Regions from separate parts of the Homo sapiens genome. Here region 1 is linked to region 2. The links are chromatin loops, found by intact Hi-C in ENCODE. Cell type or tissue: B cell. All regions are shown on one strand. Links, peaks and the distances in the headings refer to the core of each region. The heading gives the core; the rest is flanking DNA. Region 1 overlaps DENND5B (DENN domain containing 5B). Region 2 overlaps LOC124902913 (a long non-coding RNA gene).

Region 1 (5,377 bases), core at 151-5,150, 160 kb after region 2:
AAAGAATTCCACTCTACAGAATAAATGAAAGTGGAATGTGCATAGGGGAAGAAGGGACACTGGCCCTCTCAACTTCTTCCTCTAGCCTCTCACTCCCTTCCAAGGCCCTGAGACATTCCTGCTGCCTCTTTGGAACCCCTTTGAAAACCACTCCCCTTAGTGTTCCAAGATGGATGTGCTAAGAGGCACGTCTAATTCTGTCCCTCTCCTAAAAACCCTTCAGAGGTTTCCCATTGTCCTCCCCACAGTTCTAACATGGCCTACCAAGGCCCTTCATGGGCTAGCCCCTGATTATTTCTCTTGCTTTCTCTCACGTCCTCCCACCTTGCATTCTCTGCCCCACCCACACTGACCTGTTCAGTTCCTCAAACTCTTCTGGGCTTTTGCACATGTCCTCTCTGCCTGGAATCTTCTTTATCCACTAAGACCTATACTCGTCCTGAGGTTTCAGTTGGGCTTCATTTTTTCCTGGTAGCTCCTTCTTTTCTAATGTGTGTCTTCCTACTATTATATGTTTTTCCCATAGCAACCCTTATTTACCCTATCATAGCACTTCCCTTACTTTATAGTTTATGATTTTTAAAACTTACCTGTTAACCTTACTCGACTGGAAATACCATAGGACCATGGGCCATGTCTGTCCTTCCCACCATTGTATCATAGGGCCCCTCTCATAAAAGGCACTTAATAAATGTTTTTTGACGGTTTGAATGAAGAAATAAAGGAATTGTATTTTCTTGGTAATGTGGGGATGTGGGAGACAGTCTAAATTTTGTACCACATCAGTTATTAAATATAGAAAAATAGTAATAATATATGGTTAAATTATTTCTATGTAAAAAGCATATTGCAATACAAAAATAGAAATATCTAAATATGAATAATGAGTATTAGGATGGTTGAATTACAAGTTCTGTTTTCCTTAGTATATTTCAACTTTTCTGTAATTTCACTTCTTTTATTTAAAATGTTTTAAAGAATCAATTCTAATTTTCTGTGCATTTTAAGTGTCTTAAATATAGCATCTTTAGCTCCTCTGGGTAATTTTGTTCTCAAGTTTCCTCAATCCTGGGTAGTTCCCAAGAACTAGAGCATAATCTCTACTAGAAGTAATCTAAAATGCCTTGTTTCTGTGCTTCTGCTTTAGTAGATCAAAAAGCTTTCAATTTCCAAAGTTTCTTTTTCTTGGATAAAATACCATACTATTCAAAATAGCAAAGATGACACTGTTGTTTTTATTATTCTTTGTTTAACTTTTTTCCACTTCCTAAATGAGCCTTTTCCTATTTCCCTGTATTAAATACTTGAGTACTATTTTTGTGAAGTGCTTTTTAATATTTGTGAAATGCTTTTGCCTACTCTGTCTTCAAGTCGTTGATACAGCAACTATTGTAGATAAAGGAACTGAGGCTCACAGAAGTTATATGGCTTGCTAAAGGCCACAAGCTTGGTTAGAGGTTTACTCTGGGACTAAATCAGTGATTCTCTTGTTCTTAGTAAAGCCCCTTGCATGTAACATCACACAGTAAAAGTTTTTCCCTTGTATATACTCCTTTTAAGAATAATTTTATATACATGTGTATGAGGAATTTATAATATATTTCTAATTTAAGGCTATTGCGAATATTAAATCTGGATAAAACCTGTCTTTTTGAATCCTGTTATGTTAAAAAAACAACATTTATTTCTGGCTTGAAGTTATTTGTGTACTGCATTCTGATTTTTTTTTTTCTTTCTTTCACAGTTGTGCATGCCTAAAGGGCTATCTTTCAGGACACAAACGGACAATAAAGACCCCCAGTTTCACTCATTTATAATTACCAGGGAAGATGGTTCTCGCACCTATGGTTTTGTTCTCACTTTTTATGAAGAAGTTACAAGTAAGCAAATCTGCACAGCAATGCAGACACTTTACCAGATGCACAACGCTGAGCATTACAGCAGTGTGTATGCTTCATCTTCCTGCAGTATGGACTCATTGGCAAGTAGTCTTGATGAAGGAGATACAACTTCCCTTTTGAAACTCCAGCGATACAACTCCTATGATATTAGCAGAGACACCCTGTATGTTTCAAAAAGTATATGCTTGATCACACCGTTACCATTCATGCAGGCCTGCAAGAAATTCCTTATCCAGCTTTACAAGGCTGTTACCTCACAGCAGCCACCACCCTTGCCACTTGAAAGCTATATCCACAATATTCTTTATGAAGTACCCCTTCCACCTCCAGGGAGGTCACTGAAATTTTATGGTGTTTATGAACCTGTCATCTGCCAGAGGCCTGGGCCCAGTGAACTCCCCCTCTCTGATTACCCCCTTCGGGAGGCATTTGAGCTCCTGGGATTAGAGAACCTGGTGCAGGTGTTTACCTGTGTTCTTTTAGAGATGCAAATCCTTCTCTACTCACAAGGTAGGTTTTCCTTGGATTTTACATTTTCCAAAAACAAGTACTTTTGCTCCCAACTACTGTGTTTCCATGGGGTATATTATTAGAACCGAATAATGATCACAGTCTTTTCTGTTTTGTGTAAAGGGAGCAGGTATGGTGGGACCAGCGGCTGAGATGAGACTGCTGTTTCTCTTTGAGGTGGCAGTCAGTGACTGCAGAGAGAAATAGGAAGGAACACAAGTGTTAACTTGGCTGATTTGGGTATATTTATTTATTAATGGAAATAGCCCTTTTTTCCTGATAATATATAATCGTCATTAAGAAAACATTTTTTCTTCATCATAATGAGAGTGAGAGAACTCTGTTACTACCAGAAACGTGTAGACTTCCCATTCTTTATGGATTAGTAAAGGTTCACATCAAAACTCAGCGAACATTGAAAAGGGATAAATGAAATTGTTGACTCTGCAGCTTCCTGAGGCAATCAACTTTGGATCTTTGCCTGTGGGAGCATTTCATCTGAGTGAGAGAAAAGGTGAGCAGGCATGAGACAGATGACTTTCCCAGGTCTAACAGTTCTGCCAGAGTTGTGTGTGTGTGTGTGTGGTTTTTTGTTTATGTTTTTTAATCTCAGAAGGAAGTTATCTTTGTGGTATCTTTCATTCAAAGTTCTTCCAACACATATTAAGAAAATAACAAACTATGGATTTTATTTTACCAGTACATTTGTGAAGACTAATGCTGAGCCTAGACTAGGATACTAGTTGTCATCTGAATATGAATGTGTAGAGAAAATAGAGATGCTATGTCTTAATGGATAGTGAATTGAAGGAAATTATAAAATAGTACCTGTACACTGATAGATTCTTCAAAAAAGGTTACACAAATATTTGGATTCACTTTTTTTTTTAGACAAGTTCTCACTCCGTCACCCAGGCTGGAGTGCAGTAGTGCAATCATGGGTCACTGCAACCTTGACATCCCGTGCTCAAGCTGTCTTCCCACCTCACCCTCCTGAGTAGCTGGTACTATAGGAATGTGCCACCGCATCAGCTAATTTTTTATTTTTTGTAGAGACGGACTGTCACTGTCTTGCCCTGGACTCTCAAAATCCTAGGCTCAAATGATCCTCCTGCCGTGGCCTCCCAAAGTGCTGGAATTACAGGCATGAAGCATTGCACCCAACTGGGGTTAGCATTTTGCTAACTTGTATTTAAGCTGGCAGAATTGTAGTGCAATCCCGACTGGTGCCGTCAAGCTTATTTTACCACTTTCCTTTTTTTATTTTTCTATTTTAAATTATAAGTGGGGCTGAGCCAAGTAGACTATATTTGTACTTCCCCATCTTGTGTGTATGTTGACACTATTTGTGTGTTGACAGCCGTTCACAAGGTTGTATTTTCTTCAGTTTATCCAACATAATGTTCTTTGATAATGTGTTTCATGTCTCAATTTTTGTTGTCAGGAAGTTATTCTCTAATGACCAATCTAAATTCTTTCCTTTCTTCTTTCACCCACTTTCTTTTTATATGTATATATTTAAAATATATTTTAGTGAAACACTTTCTCATCATCTTTAGATAAAAAAAAAATCCATTTTTTAATCTGAAGCTCCTTGGGCATTAGGAGTTAATTGCTTTCTGCTCCACAGATTTCAGATGCCACTGCACTAATTCCCCAGTGCTCTTGAGGCAGAGCTTAGACATGTCCTCCTCAGTTGGAAATCCTTGTGGCAACTTCAGGGGCTTGATTCTTACTGACTGTTAAACCACTTTCAGTTTTGCATTCACTGAAGCAATATGCTTGTGAACTTGATGGATATGTGTGTTTTCTAATCTGAGCATCTTTATTATGTCTTTTTCCCAATATGGACACCTTTTTGTACTTTTTTATTCTGGTAACAATATGCAGTTTCTGAGGATTCTGTGGATCTCCGTCATATTTTTCATGATCTGCAAGTGAAGGCTGAAACGCTTTATATGGAATTCTTGACCTGGTAAATTTGTGATGAATCCAATCTATGTAAACGAGAGACTTCACACCTTTTGTCCCAGTCTGTAGTTCATTTTGCCTCTTGAGCTACTGACAGCAAAGTCCCTGCCATAAGTGTGGTGGCTGTTCTCTTTAGAGAGAGCGCCTGCTAAATATTCAGCATGAACCTTCCCACCAGCAGAAGCTGAGGACTCACTGCTTCCATTATTACTTACAGATCACCTTTTTGTATCTGAAAAATTTTACCTTAAGTAATTCTCTCTTCCTTTCTTCCTTTTATTTCCCTGAATGGAGTAGGGATTAGAGAATGGCTAGAAGGGGCAGAGGCTTGGAGCTTAATACCTTATGGTGTTTTAGCCCATTAGAAAAAAATAACTTTTTTTTTTTTTTAAGACAGAGTCTCGCCCTGTTGCCCAGGCTGGAGTGCAGTGGCATGATCTTGGCTCACTGCAACCACCGCCTCCCGGGTTCAAACAATTCTCCTGCCTCAGCCTCCCGAGTAGCTGGGACTATGGGTGCGCACCACCACACCCAGCTGATTTTTGTATTTTTAGTAGAGACAGGGTTTTCACCATGTTGGTCAGGCTGGTCTTGAACTCCTGACCTCATGATCCACTCGCCTCAGCCTCCCAAAGTGCTGGGATTACCGGCGTGAGCCACTGTGCCTGGCCGAAAAAAAGAACTTTGTATTCTAGACTTAGAAGAAATCTTAAAGGCCATTTTCTTGAATCTTGAAGTTCAATTTATTTATGTTCTGCCTAGAGAAGCAATTTGGGTTAGAAAGAATATTGGGGGTGGGTGGGTTCTTTTGTTTTGCCTTTAATTTTTAGAGATGGGGTCTCACTGTGTTGCCCAGAATGGAGTACAGTGTATTCACAGGCACAGTCTTAGCACACTGCAGCCTCAAACTCCTCAGCTCACACCATCCTCCCATCTCAGCGTCCCGAGTAGTTGAGACTGCAGGCACATACCACCATGCCTGGTTTAGAGTATTG
Region 2 (5,377 bases), core at 266-5,265:
GAGGTTGCAGTGAGCCGAGATCACGCCACTGTACTCCAGCCTGGGCAACAAGAGCGAAACTCCATCTCAAAAAAAAAAAAAAAGTAGGGATGTTAATCATTTGTTTGTGGATTAACTGAAAAAGGCATTTCTTAGCTTCAGTGTAGAAAGAAAAGGAATAGTGACTGGTATCCCTTTGGTGCATTGGAGAAGGAAGATACTCATTTCTTTTTTGTGTGTGTGGTTTTTTTTTTTTGGAGACGGAGTCTGTCTCTGTCCCCCAGACTGGGGTGCAGTGGCGCGTAATCTCGGCTCACTTCAAATTCCACCTCCCGGGTTCAAGGGATTCTCCTGCCTCAGCATTCCGAGTAGCTGGGATTACAGGCACGTGCCATCACGCCCGGCTAATTTTTGTATTTTTAGTAGAGACGGGGTTTCCTCATGTTGGTAAGGCTGGTCTCAAACGCCTGGCCTCATGATCCGCCTGCCTCAGCCTCTCAAAGTGCTGGGATTACAGGCATGAGCCACCGCGCCCAGCTAAGGTGTGTTATTTCTTACAGACTACTTATAGAAGTGGCTCCAAAGGCTTAAATCAGCCTATTGAATATGCCAAAATAAGCCTGAGGTCGATGAAAGAGGTAACTCATGGCTTACCGAACAATTTGGTTTTGCAGGGGGAGAGAGTTTGTGCCCAATCTGCAAACAAATTAGTTTCAACTCTATAGCAAAACAAGCTTAATATTAAGGCCGGGCGTGGTGGCTCACGCCTGTAATCCCAGCACTTTGGGAGGCCGAGACGGGCAGATCACGAGGTCAGCAGATCGAGACCATCCTGGCTAACATGGTGAAACCCCGTCTCTACTAAAAATACAAAAAAAAAAAAAAAAAAAATTAGCCGGGTGTGGTGGCAGGCGCCTGTAGTCCCAGCTACTCGGGAGACTGAGGCAGGAGAATGGCGTGAACCCGGGAGGCGGAGCTTGCAGTGAGCTAAGATTGCGCCGCTGCACTCCAGCCTCGGCGACAGAGAGAGACTCCGTCTCAAAAAACGAAAAACAAAAAAAAAAACAGTAACTTCATTTTGTGAGTGGTACCCATTCACTGGATGGCTTTTTCTTGAAAAGAAGCTTTTTTTTTTTTTTTTTTTTTTTAAGATGGAGTCTCACTCCTGTTTCCTAGGCTGGAGTGCAGTGGTGCGATCTCAGCTCACTGCAACCTCCGCCTCCCAGGTTCAAGTGATTCTCCTGCCTCAGCTTCCTGAGTAGCTGGGATTACAGGCGCCCGCCACCACACCTGGCTAATTTTTGTATTTTTAGTAGAGACAGGGTTTCACCATGTTGGCCAGGTTGGTCTCTAATTCCTAACCTCAGGTGATCCGCCCCCTTCGGCCTCCCAAAGTGCTGGGATTACAGGTGTGAGCCACTGCGCCTGGCCTGAAGAGAAGCTGTTGATCCTTTATTGGCTCACAGGAGTGTTCCAGAACAGCGGCCCCTGTGTGAGATGCCTGTGGCATGTAGCTCCAGGAGAGACAGGTTTAATTCCGGATAAGTGTACCCAACTGCATACTGATATTCACAAAGTGCCTTTTGTACCTGTCGAAAATTAATATATTTTTGCAATTGGTGGCTGTTTTCATGTATTAGAAAATCTGCAGTCAAGAAAGGCCTGCTGCCCCGGCACAGTGGCTCACGCCTGTAATCCTAGCACTCTGGGAGGCTGAGATGGGTGGATCACCTGAGGTCAGAAGTTCAAGACCAGCCTGGCCAACATAGTGAAACCCTGTCTCTACTAAAAATACAAAAATTAGCTGGGCATGGTGGCACAGGCCTGTAGTCCCAGCTATTCAGGAGGCTGAGGCAGGAGAATCACTTGAACCTGAGAGGCAGAGGTTGCAGTGAGCCGAGATTGCACCACTGAGCTCCAGCTGGGGCGACAGAGTGAGACTCTGTCTAAGAAAAAAAAAAAAGGAAGAGAAGAAAGAAAGAAAGAAAGAGAAAGAAAAAAGAAAGAGAGGAAGGAGGGAGGGAAGGAAAGAAATATTTGAAAATTGTGAAATGAAATTAAACATTTGATTATCCATTTTAATTCTCTGGAAATGGAAATCCCCATAACATGTAAACTCACATAGAGTATATAAATCCAACTTTTTCACTTGATTTTCAGAAATACTGTGCATATGTGCAAAAGTAAAGGCATGGTCTGGCCGGGCACGGTGGCCCATGCCTGTAATCCCAGCACTTTGGGAGGCAGAGGCGGGTGGATCACTTGAAGTCTGGAGTTCAAGACCAGCCTGGCCAATATGGTGAAACCTCGTCTCTACCAAAAATACAAAAATTAGCCGGGCTTGATGGTGGGCGCCTGTAGTCCTACCTACTCCGGAGGCTGAGGCAGGAGAATTGCTTGAACCTCGGAGACGGAGGTTGCAGTGAGCCGAAATCGCCACTGCACTCCAGCCTGGGCGACAGAGCAAGACTCTGTCTCAACCAGCCAACCAACCAACCAACTAACCAACCAACCAACCAACCAACCAAAGAATAAAGGCATGGCTGGCACAAAGCCAGGAAGCACGCCTGGCCGGGTGGCTCCCCACATTGGCCACCAGGGGGCACCATCATCTCATAACTGTCTGGCTCTGGGACCTACACATGCGAGAGAGGAATTTTTTAGTGCGGTTTGAGAAGGAATAAGCAACCTGCTGTTTAATGTGTTCATTCAATGGGTCTTTTACAAATTGCTATTTGTAACCTAGAGCGTGCCAGTTATTTAGGATATAATTAGGTTTTTGCTGTTTCACTAACATACCTCACATACCTCGTATAAATGCTTTTTTTTTTTTTAACACACCTCTATACTAAAGAGGAAAATGCTTTTAAATGTAATCTTGAGGTTAATTGACTCTCACTTCTCCTTTCTCTGAAGGGCCTGCAGAACTCTTTCAGTTCTGACGTGGCCCCAGTAGTTTTTTGGTTTTATTTTTTTGAGATAGGGACTCTCTCACCCAGGCTGGGGTACAGTGGCACGATCATAGCTCACTGCAGCCTCTGCCTCCCAGGCTCAAGTGATCCTCCCTCCTCAGCCTCTTGAGTAGCTGGGGCTAAAGGCATGCGCCATCACGCCCAGCTAAGCTTTGTTTGTTTGTTTTTTGTTTGTTTGTTTGTTTGTTTGTTTTAGAGACAGGGTTTCACTATGTAGCCCAGGCTGATCTTGAACTTCTGAGCTCAAGCAATCGGTCCACCTTGGCCTCTCGAAGTGCTGGGATTACAGGCGTGAGCCACCTGGTCGTTTTTTGTTTTTTTTTTTTTTGAGATAGAGTCTCACCCTGTCGCCCAGGCTGGGGTGCAATGGTGAGATCTCGTCTGACTACAATCTCTACCTACTGGGTTCAAATGATTCTCCTGCCTCAGCCTCCCGAGTAGCTGGGATTACAGGTGCCTGCCACCATGCCCAGCTATTTTTTTTGTATTTTTAGTACAGACGGGGTTTCACCATGTTGGCCAGGCTGGTCTTGAACTCCTGACCTCGTGATCCGCCCGCCTCAGCCTCCCAAAGTGCTGGGATTACGGCGTGAGCCACCACGCCTGGTTACCACCTAGTAGTTTTTATCTGGTGACATCTCATCTCTTTGAAATCTGAAACACCAAATCTAAGTAAGAATCTGACTTTAGATTTTGATGTCTTTAAATTAGATAAACTAGCTGGACGCGGTAGTTCAAGCCTATGATCGCAGCACTTTGGGAGGCCAAAGTGAGAGGATCGCTTGAGTCCAGGAGTTCAAGACCAGCATGGGCAACATGACAAAACCCCTCTCAATAAATAAAATAAAAATAAAAGAATACAAATAAATAACTAAATTAGGTAAACTGTTGCACTTAATATTTATCTGAGCCAGTGGTGTTTATGTCAAGATGGGGTCAGATTCTAGACTAAATCAAACTCTCAGACAAGAAAATGGCCTCTTGCCCTGTCATGCTCTCTGTCATGTTATGCTGCGGTAAGAAGGCCCTCACCAGATGCAGCCCAACAGCTGTGGACTTTCAAACCTCCAGAACTGTAAGAAATACGTTTATTTTTAAAATAAATTTAAAAGGCTGGGCATGGTGGCTCATGCCTGTAATCCCAGCACTTTGGGAGGCCGAGGTGGGTGGATCACCTGAGGTTAGGAGTTTGAGACCAGCCTGGCCAACATGGTGAAGCCCCATCTCTACTAAAAATACAAAAATCAGCCAGGCGGGGTGGCACGAAGCCTGTAATCCCAGCTACTCGGGAGGCTGAGGCAGGAGAATCGCTTGAACCTGGGAGGCAGAGGTTGAAGTGAGCCAAGATTGTGCCGTTGCACTCCAGCCTAGGCGACAGCAAGACTTTGTTTTTTTGTTTTTTGTTTTTCAAAAAAAGAAAGAAAGAAATCTCCAGCATGGGGAACATTATGAAACCCTGTCTACAAAAACTGCAGGAAAAAAAAAATCACTGAACATGGTAGTGGGCACCTGTAGTCCCAGCTACTCGGGAGGCACAAGAGGATCATTTGAGCCAGGAAGGCAGAGGTTGCAGTGAGCTAAGATTGCACCATTGCACTCCAGCCTGGGCAACAGAGTGAGACCCACCCTGTCTCCAAAAAAAGAAAGGAAAAGAAAGGAAAGGAAAAGGAAAAAGAAAAAAAAAGGAAAGCAAAGGAAAGGAATCTCATGTCAAATAATCATAGTAGAAGTTAAAGTACATAACAATGGCATCTATTTTCATTGCCATGTTACTGCAGAGAGTAGTTTTTGGTGGTCATTGCATTTTTTTTTTTTTTGAGACATGGTCTCACTCTGTCACCCAAGCTGGAGTGTAGTGGCGTGATCTCTGCTCCCTATGGTCTCCACCTCCCTCCCACTTCAGCCTCCAAAGTAACTGGCATTATAGGCGCACATCAGCATGCCTAGCTAATTTTTGTATTTTTTGTAGAGATGGGGTTTTGCCATGTTGCCCAGGCTGGTCTGGAACTCCTGAGCTCAAGCAATCTGCTGGTCTTGGCCTCCTAAAGTGCTGAAGTGCTGGGATTACAGGTGTGAGCCACCACACCCGGCCTGATTATTGTCTTTAGTCTGCTGTAGTCATACTACGTAGAATTGAGTTTCCACTTCATATATTTATTATGCATTCATGTGACCAAAGAAGTTCCAGATATGTGCTGCTATCATTATTTCATCTGGGCCACAGTCTTGAATTGTTACATAGCACATTGTTACATGCCTCTAGAAATAATAAAAGAATGTTACAACAAAAATAAACTTTTTGTTTTCTTTTTATTGAGACAGAGTCTCGCTCTGTCGTGAAGGCTGCAGTGCAGTGGCGTGATCTCGGCTCACTGCCAAACTCTGCCGCCCAGGTTCAAGCAATTCTCATGCCTCAGCCTCCCAAG

The links. Hi-C counts contacts between places; a loop is a spot of excess contacts. Peaks named below come from ENCODE experiments on the same cell type or tissue, not always from the same donor. Only the 100,000 strongest peaks of a DNase experiment are listed, where the experiment ranks them.
Region 1: a loop joins it to region 2, with 4 times the contacts of the local background. A loop is called at or near these places in 5 of 110 quality-filtered maps.

The regions. Positions count from the first base shown.
Region 1 is chr12:31,476,623-31,481,999 of GRCh38, reverse strand. It overlaps DENND5B (DENN domain containing 5B), which reads left to right. Exons shown (of 21, transcript NM_144973.4): 3 at 1,745-2,411. It also overlaps the pseudogene MRPL30P2. Among named protein-coding and RNA genes, the nearest start is that of LINC02387, 110 kb to the right of the region's middle. RefSeq lists an enhancer at 4,153-4,202. In B cell, for the core only: no CTCF peak of the experiment used is centred there; a DNase peak (open chromatin) is centred at 2,029; H3K27ac peaks cover 2,158 bases.
Region 2 is chr12:31,634,033-31,639,409 of GRCh38, reverse strand. All of the region lies in intron 1 of LOC124902913 (a long non-coding RNA gene), which reads left to right. Among named protein-coding and RNA genes, the nearest start is that of ETFBKMT, 23 kb to the left of the region's middle. In B cell, for the core only: CTCF peaks have their summits at 2,408 and 2,608 (motif pointing right); a DNase peak (open chromatin) is centred at 2,589; H3K4me3 peaks cover 763 bases; H3K27ac peaks cover 420 bases.